Regions from separate parts of the Homo sapiens genome. Here region 2 is linked to region 1. Evidence: chromatin loops called from intact Hi-C (ENCODE). Cell type or tissue: MCF 10A. All regions are shown on one strand.

What was found. A loop is a pair of places that touch in the nucleus more often than their neighbours do. Peaks named below come from ENCODE experiments on the same cell type or tissue, not always from the same donor. Only the 100,000 strongest peaks of a DNase experiment are listed, where the experiment ranks them.
Region 2: a loop joins it to region 1, with 11 times the contacts of the local background. A loop is called at or near these places in 1 of 110 quality-filtered maps.

Annotation. Positions count from the first base shown.
Region 1 is chr7:2,871,478-2,875,477 of GRCh38, forward strand. No RefSeq gene overlaps it. Among named protein-coding and RNA genes, the nearest start is that of GNA12, 29 kb to the left of the region's middle. RefSeq lists enhancers at 147-798, 2,630-3,210. In MCF 10A, no CTCF peak of the experiment used is centred here; DNase peaks (open chromatin) are centred at 2,374 and 2,734.
Region 2 is chr7:3,570,159-3,574,158 of GRCh38, forward strand. The region is part of intron 1 of SDK1 (sidekick cell adhesion molecule 1); the gene reads left to right. Among named protein-coding and RNA genes, the nearest start is that of SDK1-AS1, 220 kb to the left of the region's middle. In MCF 10A, no CTCF peak of the experiment used is centred here; no DNase peak of the experiment used is centred here.

The DNA of each region.
Region 1 (4,000 bases):
ACAGGCGCAAGTTGAGGGCAGGACTCATGGCTTGCGGGCGCAGTGAACGTGACATGGGCCAGGCTTGCAGAGCCCGAGGGTTGTATTTGGGACTCTGGTCCTGTGTCCCAGCCCACTTTGATTCCAGTGGGCAGACCAGCTCAACCCAAACCCCTGCCACTGGCTGAACGCTCCCTGGGGCCCTGGGTCTACCACCTGCCTTGGGAATGCTGCCTGAGCTCTCTCTCTCTGGCATTCTGACCACTCCTGCCAGATACAGCTCGATCTGTGCCTTTGTTCTAGCACTGATTTTTGTTCCTGCATGGAGAGCAGGCTTGCCTGTCTCCACAGTTAGGCTGGGGCCATGGTGGGAGGGGATCTGCTTATTCATTGCCTGATTATTCATTTTGAGGTCTGGTAGAGTGGGATTCTCAGGGAATGGGTGCCTGCCCCAGGATGAGGTTCAAGAACCTTCTCTCCAGTGCAAGGTTTGGAGAAGGTCCAGGTGAGCAGGGGTCTGGGGTCTGAGTCCAGAGTGACCCTAAGCCAGCAGCATCCCCCAAGAGCTTATTAGAAACACAGATACTCAGGCCTCAAGCCCAGACCTGTAGAATCAAAATATACCTGGAGGTAGAGTCCAAGAATCCGCATGTTATGAACTTTCCTGATGATTCTTACACCCATCCAAGTTTGAGAAACACCAGTGGTCCAAGTTTGAGAAACACCAGTGGTCCAAGTTTGAGAAACACCACCGGTCTAGTGCAATCTCCTCACTCCACATGGGGTGGCGGTACTTGGGCTGAGGCTCACTCTGAGTCCCACACCCAGACGGTGGCTGAATGCAGACAGAGAGCACATCAGGCCTCTGGGCTGTGAGGAACACAGCCAGAGACTTCAGTAAAAAACGCATCTGGGGGACTAAACCTATGATTTGTGCAAAAACACCTGGGTGATTTTCATCATGAAATAGAGCTCATCCTTCTGGAAAAACAATCCACCCATCTGTTCGCAGTCAGAGGAGGATGTTCACGTAACACCAGATGCCGTGTTGGGTGCCATGGTAACAGCACGCTTCCGGCAAGATGGTCCTGCCCTGCACACAAATCCTGAAACAGACAAAAAATAATTTAAAAAAAAGCCATGTAAGTTGCCCATGCTCAGGCCTTGTTCTTGCTCTCCCCAGGATGTGTCCTTCCTCTCCTGTTTGTCAGACTCCTACTCACCCTTTGAAACCCAGCCCAGATGTTCCTTCCTTCCCATTTGCATGCATCAACTTCCTCACCCCATCCTTTTTTTTTTCTTTCTTTTTTGAGATGTTGTTTCGCTCTTGTTGCCCAGGCTGGAGTACAATGGCGCGATCTCGGCTCACTGCAACCTCTGCCTCCTGGGTTCAAGCAATTCTCCTGCCTCAGCCTCCCAAGTAGCTGGGATTACAGGCATGTGCCACCACGCCCGGGTAATTTTGTATTTTTATTAGAGTTGGGGTTTCACCATGTTGGTCAGGCTGGTCTCGAGCTCCTGACCTCAGATGATCCACCTACCTCGGCCTCCCAAAGTGCTGGGATTACAGGCGTGGGCCACCGCGCCCGGCCCACCCCATCCTTAAGTGTTCAGGACACTTGGCCTGTACCTTTGCTCTGGTGCTTATTTTTGTTTCTGCATGGAGGGCAGGCTCACCTGTCTCCCCAGTTAGGCTCTGGCCATGGCGAGAAGAGGTCTGATTATTCATCGCCTGATTATTCATTGTGAGGTCCAGTATAGCAAGGTTCTGAGGATATGTCAGCAGGGACTGAGGCTGAGAGACGCTGATCACAGTTCCGTCAGGGATGACCTCCTCTGTCCTGGCAAGAGGCCAGACTGGAGCGACACTTCAGTAGAGAGAAGCCAGGGCTTTCTTCCCGCAAAGTCAATGATGTCTGGTCTCAACTGTCGGAAACTCGGTCAGCAAGTTTATGCTGTGATGAGAACTGGAGCACCAAACTCTGTGATGTGCATATGTTGTGGGCAGTGGCGGGTGCTGTTATCATTCATGACTGTTCCCTTCCCTGCACCTCGAGTTTGGGCTTTGCTGAGAGATTGCTTTGGGCAGTGGGCTGTTGAGGGGGATGTAGCAGGAGCAGAGGCTTGACACGCACTTCTTAATGGGGCTTGCCTTCTTGCCCACCTCTTTTTCGCCATGAGAAGAACAGCCCTGGGCTAGCCTGCCAGGCCACAGGGCTGAGCCTCACCTGCAGTTTGGAGCCAAGCCCAGGGAGTCCAGTCTAAGTCATCAGGATGCAAGAAATACATACTGTTTTCTGCAGCTGAGGTTTTCGCGGCTGTTATGCAGCCAAAGCTGACTCATGTACAGGATCTAGACTGGCCTATGGAATTAGAAAATCCTTTCTGTTGTTTTCCTGTTTGCTCCTCCTGGCTTTAGCCACAGCCCTCTGATTTGCATATGGCCCAGGAGTCTCCTGGGAAGAAATTTAAACCCCATGTCCAACATGGTTTTAAACATGTGCAGATTGTCAGATGCGGTGGAGAGGTACGGGCCATGGAAGACAAGTGTAGGGAGGAGAAAAAAATCCCTCCACAACAACAACAACAAAAAAGAACTCACCATAACTAAGAGAAGAGTTGGGCATCATGGGAAAACTCAGGAAGAGCCTGCGGGAGATGAAACAATGTTTTTCATAATGACGGTAGATTGAAGTAGATTTTATTCTCCTCCATCCTTGCTTTATCTACTCTGTTCTGTGTGGGGGTAACATACAGGTCCTTTTGCTTTCTTCGGGGATGATACAGCCACCTGGCCAAAACTGATCAAACCCCTGCTTCTGTGGGAGGAAGACCCCCAAGAACCATCAGAGACCAAAGGCAGGTGGATGAGAATGTTGGGTGGGGACTTGGGAGGCCCCAAATGGTGATGTGTTGATGAGGGCAACCTGCCTGCCAGTCATCCTTTAGGGACTCAGAGGACCACAGGAGAAGGGAGGGTCAAAGTCACTTGGCTGTGTGAGCTTTTGATGCAAGCTTTCCTGGGCAGGCTGTCAACACAACTGCATATCTGTTCAGGCCACAACACTTTCATTCACAGTGACCATTTGTTTTGTTTTGTTTTGTGTTTTGCTTTTTGAGAAAGTCTCATTCTGACACCCAGGCTGGAGTGCAGTGGCACCATCGTGGCTCACTGCAGCCTCAAACTCCTGGGGCTCAAGTGATCCTCCTGCCTCAGCTTCCTGAGTAGCTGGGACCACAAGCTCACACCAGCAGCCCTGTCTAACTTTTAAATTTTTGTAGAGATGGGGTCTCCCTGTGTTGCCCAGCTGGTCTCAAACTCCTGGCCTCAAGTGATCCTCCCACTTTGGCCTCCCAAAGTGCTGGATTACAGGCGTGAGCCACTGCACCCGCCGACACAGCAACCTTCTCCTGTTGGAGTCCTTAATGTCCCACTTACAGATGATGAGGCAGGGGTGGGGTGTGGTGTGGGATTTGCCCACGGTACCACACCTGGGCATGGTGAGGCTGGACCTGGAGCAGGACTTTCAGATTGTGAGTCCAATGTGCTCCTTGACTCTCAGACAAGGACACAGGTTCAGGTGGTTTATTTGGGAGGTGACCCCAGGAACACCATAAAGACGTGAGAGCTGAGACAGGGCGGGAGGAAGGCTATTAAGGGTAAGACATGGAAGGCATGTGAACTTCCTTTTACTGCTGTAACAAATCACAACGGAGTGACTGAAAACAACCATAGTTTGTTTTCTTACTTTTCTAAAGGCCAGAAGCCCAAATTCAAGGTGTCTGCAGGCCCTTGTCCTCCTGGAAGCTCTAGGGGGATCCGTCCTGTCTCTTCCTGCTTCTGGAAGCTCCCAGCATTCCTTGGTTTGTGAATGCCTCGCTCCAATCTCTGCCCCCGTCATCACGCGACCTTCTTCCCCATGCATGGGTGCGACTGTGTCTTCACAGGATGTTCTCTCTGTGTGTCTGGGTCTAAATTTTCATCTTCATCTTCTTTTTTTTGAGACACAGTCTTACTCTG
Region 2 (4,000 bases), 700 kb after region 1:
CCTTGACTCAACCTTTTTGGCATCAGGACTGGTTTCATGGAAGATAGTTTTTCCACAGCCCAGTGGGCAGGGAGGTGATGATTTGGGGATGAAACTGTTCAGATCATCAGGCATTAGTTAGATTCTCATAAGGAGTGTGCACCCTAGATCCCTCACGTGCACAGTTCACAGTAGGGTTTATGCCCCTATGAAAATCAAACGCCGCCTCTGACCTGACGGGAGGAGTTGCTCAGGCAGTAATGCTTGCTTGCCCACTGCTCACCTCCTGCTGTGCAGCTGGTTCCTAACAGGCTATGGACGGGTACCCGTCCACAGCCCGGAGTTGGGGATCCCTGCCTTAACTAAGGGATCCCTTTCCCCCAACTCTTCTCTGCATCTTGCTGGATGAGGAGGTTTCCCATTTACTCCATTACTCTTTCAAGAAAGTCTCCAATTCTGTCTTATCTGGAAATACTTCTTGTTTTCTAATGATAGGTTAATTCATAACAACATGATCATTAACTTATGTCACAGTCGCAGATGGCAGTGGCCCGGCCATATCCTGCAGTCTCACGTAACGAGGCCTGTGAGAGTCGGTGTAATTTACTGCACTGATGGGTCCCTAAAGGCATTTCAGGCTTTGCTCCACAAAGTACTCTCTTTTAGCACAAATTAATGTTCTTTGTTTTGTTCAGTGACTTTTGTCAATATATAAATCTTAGAATTTATTATAATCACAGTTTGCTTGCTTACTTTTCATGCATGCTTCTTTAATCCAGGGTGATTTATGTGTTTATGCATGAATTTTTCTGTCAGAATATGAACTGAGATATTTGCACTTAAAGTACACACGTTTGTTTTACATTTTCTCACAGAGCTAATACTTTGTTTTCCCAAAATACATTTACTTAATGAAATTCGGATCTTCATGTTGAGATGTTCATTTTTAAAATTTGACTTTAGTTATGTTAACCAAGTCTGCGTTACTTAATTTAATTTGGAGTCGACTTACTGAAGTTGATAATTTACTTAAATGTAATAGCTGAACTGCGTAAATTTTAAAAACTTATCCTAGCTATTTGATATTACCAATCTATAAAATCTTGATTTTGATGTTGTTGTTCTTACTGTAGATTATCTTTGTTATTAAGAGAGCAGCTTTTTAATTTTTAATTTTTTTTTGAGATGGGGATCTTACATTGTCACGCACGTGGGGGTGCAGTGGCACAATCACAGTTCACTGTAACCTCAAACTCCTGGATTCAAGTGATCCTCCAGCCTCAGCCTCCCAAGTAGCCGGAACTACAGGCCCGTACCACCATGCCCAGCTAATTTAAAAATTTTTTTTGTACAGACAGGGTCTTGCTGTGTTGCCCAAGCTGGTCTTAAACTCCTGAGCTCAAGTGATCTTCCTGCCTTAGCCTCCCAAAGTGTGAGATTACAGGTGTGAGCCACGACATCTGGCCTGAAAGCAGCCTTTTGTTTTACAGTTTGTTCTAAGGGAATTCAAAGCTCCACATCTTTTAACGATTATTACTATTTGATCTAAAACCTTTTTGAAGTAATCTGCTTTGAATCATGTGAGGAGCTCAATGAATATAACATTCTTGGTAATCAGAGAATGGGATTAAATTTTTAACTTGGATGGAGCAGTTCCAGCATGAGTTATGACGAAGTGTCTAGTGACCTGTTTTCTAAATGTTGAATTAAATCTGCTATCTGTATTTTAAAAGCTAATCGGTATATTTCTACCTAGCCCTTAAAAAGCCATCACTCATACTCTCTTTCCATCCCATCCCATCCCTTCTCTTACCTAAGTTACTTACTTGCTATCTGCTGTTAGGAAAAATTTTAAAATCCACTTATTGAACATGTACGTACACAAGATTACTTGGCTAACTATCAATGCCAAACAGTCAGTGAAAGGACACCCTTTAAAATAAGACTTTTACATCAGCAAGAAATGACTAGTATATTTTATTCAACTCAACAAACATCCACTGGGCACTTATGTTCAAAGTACTGTGGGTGATAGAACTAATAAGTTAGTAGTTTCTACCTGGAAGTAACTCACATTCTTTTTAAAATTTTTTTGGTCTGTTTCTTTGTCAGACCTTTAGTTTGTTTAATGGAATGTCACAAATTTCGGTCAAGTAAGGTGTTTTTGATTGATGGCAGTTCTAGGCAAAAACGCCTCAGTGAAGATGGAGAGCCCATTTGGGATCAGGATCATCCAGCCCCTCAGAGCAAGAGTATGGAGATCATATTCACAGTGGGTACCAAGACCTAGGCTTGGCGTAGGCATCACTTCTGACTGGGGAATTTCCTATAAACTGCGCAGACCAATGAATGACCACAGAGGAGATAGCTGGCGTGTGCGAGAAAGAGCAAAGATTAAGTGAGCCCAACATAAGAGTGCCTAGCAAATCGTCTCACTGTGTGTGAGCCCAATGCATGGTGGCTTCTATTATTATTATTTTATTCTGACGAGCTTTACTCAGTGAAGATAGGCAACTATTCAGTCATCTATTTGTCAAGTGCCTGTAATGTAACAGGCGTGATACTAGGTATAGAGGATTTAACGGTGAGCTAGGCAAATCCAGTCATTGCCTTCACAGGACTTTCACTTAGCAGGGGCTTCAGACAAGTGCGTGGGCTAAACAGTTGAGTAAACGTAAACATGGTGAAAAATAGAGGGTGCTATTGAAATGTATTCACCTGAAGAAGGGAGGAAGAGATTCCTGGAAGAATTCCATTGGAAGACATGTTTCAGTTGAAAAGTAAGTAGGAATTGATTAGAATAGGAGGTGGAGAGAGAGGTGGACAGTGTTGCAGGCAGACGGAGCATCTGGGGTGACCACCCAAAAGTGAGGGACAGTGCCAGGCCCCAGGAACTCCTTTATGCAGCCCAGGCACAGCCAAGTGGGGCTTGGTGTGGGCCCTGACCCTCAGTTTGCTATGAAAATGTCTGGGCTTTATCCCAGAGCAGTGGGGTGCTATAGTTGAGTTTTAAATGGGGTGCTTATCTGATGAAATACTTAGGAAGATTACCCTGGTCTCAGAGTGGAGACTGTGCTGGGAGGGTGGAGGAAGAGTGGCAGAATAAAGGCATTGGTGGGACGATGGCTGGAGCTGAGCAAGGGACTGACAGTATGGCCTGCACAGGCAGAAGAACACATGTGATTACGCAGAGGCGGGGCCGGTGGGGCCAGAGAGAGCCTCAGGGGGCTGAGCAGAGCACCCTTCTCTGCTGGGCCAGCCTTGGGATGATTTATCAGCAGAAAACTGGATGGATCTGTTTGTTCAAGGGCCCAGGGAAGACAGGCTTTGGGGAGCCCCCATCACAGGCTGAGGACAACAGATGCAGCTGCCCCCTGAGAAACAACAGCCTCCACGTGTGCACCTCGGGAAGAAGTGAGTCACAGTCTTCTCAGTCACACCCAGCACCTGCTTAATGGCCACTTCTTCCAGAGCCAGCCTTTGAATATGAAAAAACAATAATCAAATGATCTTCTTCCCAGGAGTTGAGTCGGTACTCCTGATTAGCTCAGGGCCAACACTAAAACTAGAAAGCTGGAGGCTTTCTGGGAGCCAGGCTGCGTGGTGGCTGATGTGGCCACATAACATTGTGATTTTTGACCCTTCCTTTTCTAAGTCATGCTGAGAACCCTTGAAGCCCCCTGCTGTTCTTCTGTTTTCCATTTTCTCCTTCCAGTACTCATTAAAAAATAAATAAATAAACTGAATGTGTAATTAAGCACTATGTTTTGTGTCCTTTTTATGACAGGTTCATCAATTCTACATGCATTTACTGAATGCTTACTAAAGGCAGGGCTGTATTTTACATATCATTCTTTGTGAAGCTACTGTTTTCACTTCGGTTCTGCAGATAGGTTGGGTGTTGAAGAATTTGTAGCTGAGGATAGACTTTGCCTCTGCAGCTATCCTTCCTGATCAGACTAGACATATACCTGATTTTTTTTTTCTTTTTTTTTTTGAGATGGAGCCTCACTCTGTCACC